Linked DNA regions of Mus musculus: all the other regions are linked to region 1. A link is a loop called in an ENCODE intact Hi-C map of the cell type or tissue named here. Cell type or tissue: left cerebral cortex. All regions are shown on one strand. Region 1 has its middle 4.1 kb from the start of Rbm24. Region 2 overlaps Cap2 (CAP, adenylate cyclase-associated protein, 2 (yeast)). Region 3 has its middle 71 kb from the start of Rbm24.

Region 1 (2,500 bases):
CCAACAAAATAAAAAATGCATAAACAAATCTTGGAGCACTGCATGATAAAATGCCACTTAAAATGAATTACAACAACCATTTCATGAAAAGGAAAACTATTTCACTATATAAGTTTTTTTTTTTAAGCTGATGCTAGCCCAGTGTGTAAAGTGCAATGAACCGGTGTTTGTACACTGTCCTGTGTGTTATTTGTATGCAGGAAGAGGTTTGGAATCGATCGCTCTGAAATGTCAATAGTTATTTTAAGAAGAAGAATTGTGGGTGCGTTTGATTTTCTCCTGTGTGTATCTTGCTATCAATCTGTAATTTTCTAGCACAAATATGCCTTCCCATTGTTACCAGAGAAAACATTGCTTTGGCAGGATGACCTTGAATAGTTTACATTAAAAGGGAAATAAATAACATTTAAGTACTAGCACTGGGCTGTCTCCTAGATCTCGGATAACTAATAGACATCTTTAAATAAGGGGGGAGGGGGAGCAGCAGACTTCATTCTAGGACTGGTGCTTTCTGCTCATCCCTAACCCTTGAACGAACCTTTCTTTTTGCTAGAGAGGAAAACTGTGCCTTGCTATGGCACGCATGCGCTCTATCGCTAAGCTGAGCCCCTATCCCTCCATTTGTGCTTTCCCATCGAGAAAACCAAACCCATTCTGGGAGCTGGTTAATAACTGTCTGAATCAGGCCCCGTGCCTCCTGTCCCAGGATTCAAGGCTATTTCCACCACTTTGCCCTTTGCCTAGACCACAGCCACATCACCGGGATAATACTGTCATCAAGAGCGGTCATCCAATACATTTGGAGAGTTCCATCAGTGCCCTAAAAATAGCTTGGCAGCCTGGAGGCTCACTGTGTACCCGCTTGAAACTCAAGTGCGCCCTGAGTTGAAAAGGGAAGCCACACACGGTGGGTTAATATGCTCGGAGTCTCTTCCCAGCCTTCCAAATTTAAACAGAAATTCAAGCGTGCTCACGGCTGCAGCAGAGGGAGACTGTTTGCAAGGTGAAGTTAACAATGAACTTTCTTGTACCCCCTCACTTTCATTTTAACTCTGTCTGATCACTTAAATAACTCCACCCTGCCTTCCGATGTGAAAAACGCTTGACATAAAATCGGTGCTGTGGCTTCGATAGTTACACCTGTTCATTTCAAGCCATCTTACCAACCTAGCTAAGGCAGAATGCAACAGGAATAGATTTCTCCAAGACAGAGCTGAGCTGCCTGACCTCGCTATCCAACTGCCAGTTCTGTGCACAAAAATACCAGCCTGGCCTACTTTGCATGTGTGTTCTCTGTGACTACGGATTACCAGCCGGCTCAGAGAAACAGGTGCAACTGCTTAGAGCTGTTCTATAGGCGAGAAAACCTGTGAGGCAGCCTCACTTAGAGGGACTCAAAGCAGGACAGGCTATTTCCAAATTACCCAAAGAGGCTTACCTCAAAAAATGCTAAGTAACTGGCTTAAACATTCCACAAGCAGTGAGTTCTCTCCAGAATATATTAGTTCATATCAAGCATGGGACAGGGGTTATATATCTTAAAGAGAGGATTTTCAGTAAATATTTAGTGTGTGTGTGTGTTTTCCAGGGTATGGATGAACATGTGCACATGGAGGTTGACCTCCTAGCCTTTAACTCACCTTGGTTTTGTTTCCTTTTCAGGGTCTCTCTCTGGCTTGAAACTCACAAACTAGACTAGGCTAGCCCCCTAGTAGTCACCACCTCCCAAATGCTGGGATGGATCAAAACTTAGCTCTATACACCTAGCTTCTGCACACGACTCTACAGGTGAGACATAGGTCCTCCTGCTTGCGAGGTAAACCCTCTACAGATTGAGCTAATCACTCCAGACCCCCATTGTCAGGAGATTATCTCTTTAGTACTGTAAGGTTCAGCACATGGTTTTGAGGACCTGAAGCAAGAGCAAGAGAGTGTCCCGACACTGGGGTAGATTTTCTAAATCCAGGAAGAAATGATGTTTCTCAACCTTCATGAAATGTTACACTTTTTTTTTCCCTCTTCAAAATTCTCCTAAACTTGTGTAAGCCTGGAGTTGCCATTCATGATGAATTAAAAAGGAAGAAGAGGTGAGGAAAGAGAAAAAAAATAGATAAAATGGGTGTTCAACCATTGTGGTTTGGTTCTGGCCTTTAACAGATAAAGATTTTGAACATGGAAGGTGATTTACTGTAAGTAGCTTACTGTAATAAAATGGTATCAATTCTGCCAAGGAGTGGTAACCAAGGACTCGGGCCATCCATGTGCGCTAACTTGGATATGGCAAGCTTGGAACTTATTTCTAACTTGTACAGTATTTTTTACTTTTTCTCTTCAAAGAAGCACACAAGGCATGCAGGTATCCACATCTCTTCTGCCAAAAGCAGCCGGAAAGAGAAAAGATTCTTCACGTACTGTTATTGCAAGCCTGAATCTGTGATGGGCCTTTGTACAGAAATATTTGGTACTTAATAATCTTGAAGTCTGGATTCAGATCCATCTC
Region 2 (2,500 bases), 220 kb after region 1:
GCATGGGGCTAGCCTGAGCTACATTAGCAAGACTGTGTCTCAAAAAGGGAAAAAAGTCAAAGATGTTATATTTCTCTCCGTGCTTCCATCACATGTATTCTAAGTGGAGATCCAGGGAAACTGCTATTTAACAAGGTAATCCATCTAGTCTTTCATTTGACCCGTCATCTGACTTAATATAATATTTGTATTAATTCTTTGAGAATTTCATATATGCTTACAAAGTATTTTGATCATATTTATTTCCCCCTACCCCCAACTCCTTTTCCTAACTCCCTCTAGATTCACCATTTTCCTTTCCACCCCACCCCCAACTTCCTGTGTACCAGTGACTTTAAATAAACAAAACCCAGATCGGGTAAGTAAGATGGCTCAACACCAAGCCTGATCAACCAGGGTTCCATTCCCAGGGAAGAAGGAAAGAGACGACTCCTGTAAGTTGTCCTCTGACCCCTGCACAAGCCTCATGAGATGCATGGGCACCTGCATAAATGAACAATCACAACTTCTTTTGTTAATGTATCTGAGCCTGGTAGTAAACACCTGCAATCCCAGATCACGGAAGGTGGAGGCAGATAGGTCAGGAGTTCAAGGTCATCTTTGGCTAGATTGTGATTTCCAAGCCGATGTGGTACACAGGGAGTTGGGGGTGGGGTGGAAAGGAAAATGGTGAACCTAGAGGGAGTTAGGAAAAGGAGTTGGGGGTAGGGGGAAATAAATATGATCAAAATACTTTGTAAGCATGTATAAAATTCTCAAAGAATTAATACAAATATATTAAGTCAGATGACGGGTCTCTGAAAAAATAAAAATCTGAATATAGATAATGGATTTCTGCAAAGGCAGCTTTAAAATCAGCAGATACAGGCTAGAACTGTGCCCCTGGCATTGGCTGCTGACTTCTTGCTAAATGCAAACAGCTTTTCTGGGGTCTCTTTCTTTTCTCTCAGAGGAATTTCCGTACAGCCCAAGTGACATCATCCTATTTAAAGGTTCATCTCAGCCCACAGGACAGGACGACTATTCCCACACTTATGCCCACACTGCAAGCGCCAAGTGGGGGTGTGTGGGCAAAATACACACACACACACACACACACACAGAGGAGTATGCAGCCCACCCTGCTTGCATTCTCCAGTTAGTATTTCTGCCACAAAGCCTCGACTTGGGAAATTTTAACAGATTCGTAGGTATTTCATGTGTTCCAATAAATCTAGAGCTAAATCCTGCCTGAGCAGTCCGTCAGTACTAAACCAATGAAAACATTTGGCACCAGAGAATCCTTCCTCAACCCCCACCCCCACCCCCATCCCAGGGCCTTCCTCCCTCTTTCACTGGGTTTCGGGTGGGATCCATCTTGCTGGCTGCTGCCCACTAGGTGCCAAGCCACAGAGGTCTGTAACAGGTACAGAAAAAAAGAAGGCAGGAAAGCTTAGCTCCTCCGCTGCGTGCGGGGGCAGCCCGAAGAGATTCAATTCAGGGAAGGTCTAATCAGTTTGGTTTCAAGTCCACTGTTCGGCAAAAGCCCCGGAATGCTAATTGGAAAGTAACCTTGGAAACCGGAGCCTGGTACCCAGCGAATGTTGTACAAATGTGGCTGGACCTCCGAAGGGCACGTCCAGGGCAGCATTTCACAGGCTCCAGGCGCCTTTGTGTGGGAGATTTTATTTTCCACATTTATCTCTGTAAACCCTCTCTGTCGGCTGTCACCTACTGAATATGTCAAAGTCCCCAGAAGATGGGATATGGTTTGTCCATTGCTGCGACATCTCCCAGCCTGTTCCTAAAATACGGAAGCCACAAAACAGAGTGCCTGCAAAGCAGAAGTGTCTCGGATGATGGGGGAGGGGACTGCCCCTCTGTGGCTGTGTGGATAATGATGTGGTTATGAGGAAGCCTAGTATTCTGTGGCTCTCAGTGTGTCTGTCACTGAGGCCTGGGATACGGCCTGACATGCAAAGCTTATGCTGTGTGTCCTCTATGAGTTTGAGCAGGTCCCCCAAATTTCATCTCAGTAACATGACAGAAATCATTTAGGATCCCGGGGAGAAAAAAAAAATTGATTAGTCTCAAGAACTATGAAACCATTTCTGCTTGACCCCAGAATCCTGAAGGAGTCAGGATGCTCCTCCTTAGGAAAAACAAAAACAAAAACAAAAAACAAAGAACAAAAGTGCAGTAAACTGTAGCTCCGGGAGAGGAGACTTCCGCCTCTCAGAGGCTCAGAGATACACATTCTGAATAAGAGAAGAGTCTTTTCTATTCACAGCGATTCTGTGCTGAATAGAGATTATGTAAGTGCTTGAAAATAGCTGTTTTAAAAGACAACTGCAGATTAAAACTTCCTGACTTTGACATCTCATCATACCGAGTTGTTTATGAAAATAAGATTATGCTGTGCTCATTAGCATTTGGCACTTATATAAGGTTTCAATCCTTGTGTTTGGTACGGAAAACACACAAACTACTCTATCTCCCCCAGTTTCTTAGTTTCCTATTA
Region 3 (2,500 bases), 67 kb before region 1:
GGCTGGGTTCTGATGCTATTCTGATTTGCCTAAGTATCTGCACAAGGGGATTTTTCCCAAAGGGTGATTTGGGAACTCTACCCATCAGAATTCCCTGGGGTGCTTGCATGATAGATTAAGGATCTGGATGAGTCAGAATCTTCCAGAAAAGCAGGAGAGACCATTTTTCACAGGCACTGTCCCGAAATTCTGACACCCCTTAAATTCTGAGAAATGGGTGGGTTCTCAACATTTGCTTCAATTTATACTCTGCCAAAGAATTACACAAAACATCAGGGTATGGGTCCTGCCCTCCAGAATTACTGATTTAACACTTTGAGGTAGATCTGAACCTTGGAAATGTTTTAAAGCTCTCTGAATGATTCACAAATGCTGTACATATTTTAAGACTGCTGAATAAGAGGGGGGTATGTATAGGAGTGCATTGACAGCATGCACGTGAAAAGAGGACTTCAGACATGGAAGCCCATTCGAGAGAAGAGAATGCACAATTCAAATGAGCAATTGGGGGGGGGGGAGGCACGGGGAAGTGGAGTTTTGTCCCTGTGTGACAACGACAGAGTTCACAGTGGTAGAAAATGGAAAAACATCAAAAGGTACTCCACATCTATAATCACAAGCAAATGGGAACGAAGGATACCCGCATTCATTAGTCTTCTGTTGCTATAGTAAAATACTCTGACAAAAAGCAATTCAGAGAAGAAAGGGTTTATCTTGGCTTAGGGTTCAAGTGGGATAGACTCCATCCTGGTAGGGAGGGAAGCTATGGCTTCAGGGGCTTGCTGCCAGTCTGCTAGGCAGGAAACAGAGGGATCACATTTCATCTGCACACTGGAAGCAGAGATTAAGAACAGGAAGAGTGGGCCAGGCCATAAACCCTCAAAGCCTGCCCCAGTGACATACTTCCTCCAGCAAGGTTCTTAGAAGTTCCATAACCTTCCCTAACAGCATTGCTAACTGGGGGATCAAATGTTTACACACGCGAGCATATGGGGACATTTCTCTTTCACCCACACAACCTGAAAGTCAACTTATGTTTTCCTTCCTGGTTGCATAAGAAATAAATCTTTTTTTTTTCCTGCTGAGACAATTCCCTCATTTCCTTTTAAAAATGGCCTCTGTCTCTGCCTTAACTGTAACTTCATGCCGAGTGGTTGGATGTGTCAATGAAGAAGTGCTAAGGGCCAGTTACTAAGTGTCAGGAGTGTGTCAGGCGCTCCCAGGGGGTTGCCCAGCCAGTGAGTGGGATGGGACACACATTGTGAATATATGGTACTCAGAGCTCCTCTCCTACCCCATAACGCTGGATCATTTTGTATTTGTCTGCTCAGTTTCCACTCTCATCCCCAACGCTCCCAGCCTTGAAGAGCATCTAGATGCTGAACTGGGAAGAGAGAGAAGATACCAGAAAACTGTGCTGTCTGCCTGTGTTGTGGGGGAGTATCCAAGAGATAAGAAAGAGGGTGTGGCCAAGTGTCACTATGAATAGTGAAGGGAATCTCTCCTGAGACTCTGAGATATCTAAGAGGATTGTGCTGCCTTTTAAGTACTTTGGTTTGTTTCCTGAATTGATCCTGACATTGGCCGCCCCAAGTACATGAGATTTGGAAGTTCCAGGCCCACCCCAGGGACTTTCTGCTTCCCTTGTAAATTAGATGCAGAGTTCTTGGGCCAAAATACCACACATTTATGTAAATGTCTATTCATAAGCTGCCAAGAATGACTATATATATTTGACTAGTCAATTTTTTTCAGTACCATAAGAGAAAAAAAAAACGAATTTAACTAGGCCAAATCTATCTCGCACTGACTCAACCTCTTGTGAGAAAAATTAACTCTGTGTGCATCGAAAATCAGCGGTTTTCAACTTGTGGGTCATGACTTCTTTGTGGCTCAAACCACCCTTTCAGAGGGTTCGCCTGGAAAAGACATGAATATTTACGTTACAATTCGTCACAGCAGCAAAATTACAGTTATAATGTAGCAATGAAAATGATTTTATGGTGGGGGGGGTCACCAAAACATGAGGAACTGTATTAAAGGGTTACAGCATTAGAAGGTGGAGAACCACTGGTCAAAATAATCAGAGACGAGAATGAAAGAGGAGAGTGCTTCAAGCTGCTTAGGATCAGAGTCTGTTAATGTTGCCCTGACACTGGTCAGATCATCCCACATGTCCCCAGCTCCTCACACGTCAGTCAAGGCTGCATGACGACGCCACGTTCATGGTTCACTTCAACAGCAAGACATCCATCACTTAAAGTTAGCACACTCTCCTAGATTCCCCTCTTGTGTTTTGTATGTTGACGGGCATGCCCTGAGATACAGACTGCATCCAGATCTCAGGACATCAAGGCCAGCCCAGACTCCGAAATCACCGTTTAGATGACAACCCCCAAGAGCATCCTGATTTAGGCTGTGGCACGGGTGAGAACCCCACTTTTGACCTGTTAAGCCACTAAGCACTTGAGGATCATTTGTTGCTGAATCTTAACACAGC

The links. Hi-C counts contacts between places; a loop is a spot of excess contacts. Peaks named below come from ENCODE experiments on the same cell type or tissue, not always from the same donor. Only the 100,000 strongest peaks of a DNase experiment are listed, where the experiment ranks them.
Region 2: a loop joins it to region 1, with 1.8 times the contacts of the local background. A loop is called at or near these places in 5 of 42 quality-filtered maps.
Region 3: a loop joins it to region 1, with 2.6 times the contacts of the local background. A loop is called at or near these places in 8 of 42 quality-filtered maps.

Annotation. Positions count from the first base shown.
Region 1 is chr13:46,412,979-46,415,478 of GRCm38, forward strand. No RefSeq gene overlaps it. Among named protein-coding and RNA genes, the nearest start is that of Rbm24, 4.1 kb to the right of the region's middle. In left cerebral cortex, no CTCF peak of the experiment used is centred here; a DNase peak (open chromatin) is centred at 1,304.
Region 2 is chr13:46,632,442-46,634,941 of GRCm38, forward strand. The region is part of intron 7 of Cap2 (CAP, adenylate cyclase-associated protein, 2 (yeast)); the gene reads left to right. Among named protein-coding and RNA genes, the nearest start is that of Fam8a1, 36 kb to the right of the region's middle. In left cerebral cortex, no CTCF peak of the experiment used is centred here; DNase peaks (open chromatin) are centred at 1,079, 1,559, 1,796 and 2,273; H3K4me3 peaks cover 266 bases; H3K27ac peaks cover 2,104 bases.
Region 3 is chr13:46,345,559-46,348,058 of GRCm38, forward strand. No RefSeq gene overlaps it. Among named protein-coding and RNA genes, the nearest start is that of Rbm24, 71 kb to the right of the region's middle. In left cerebral cortex, no CTCF peak of the experiment used is centred here; DNase peaks (open chromatin) are centred at 1,124 and 1,530; H3K27ac peaks cover 942 bases.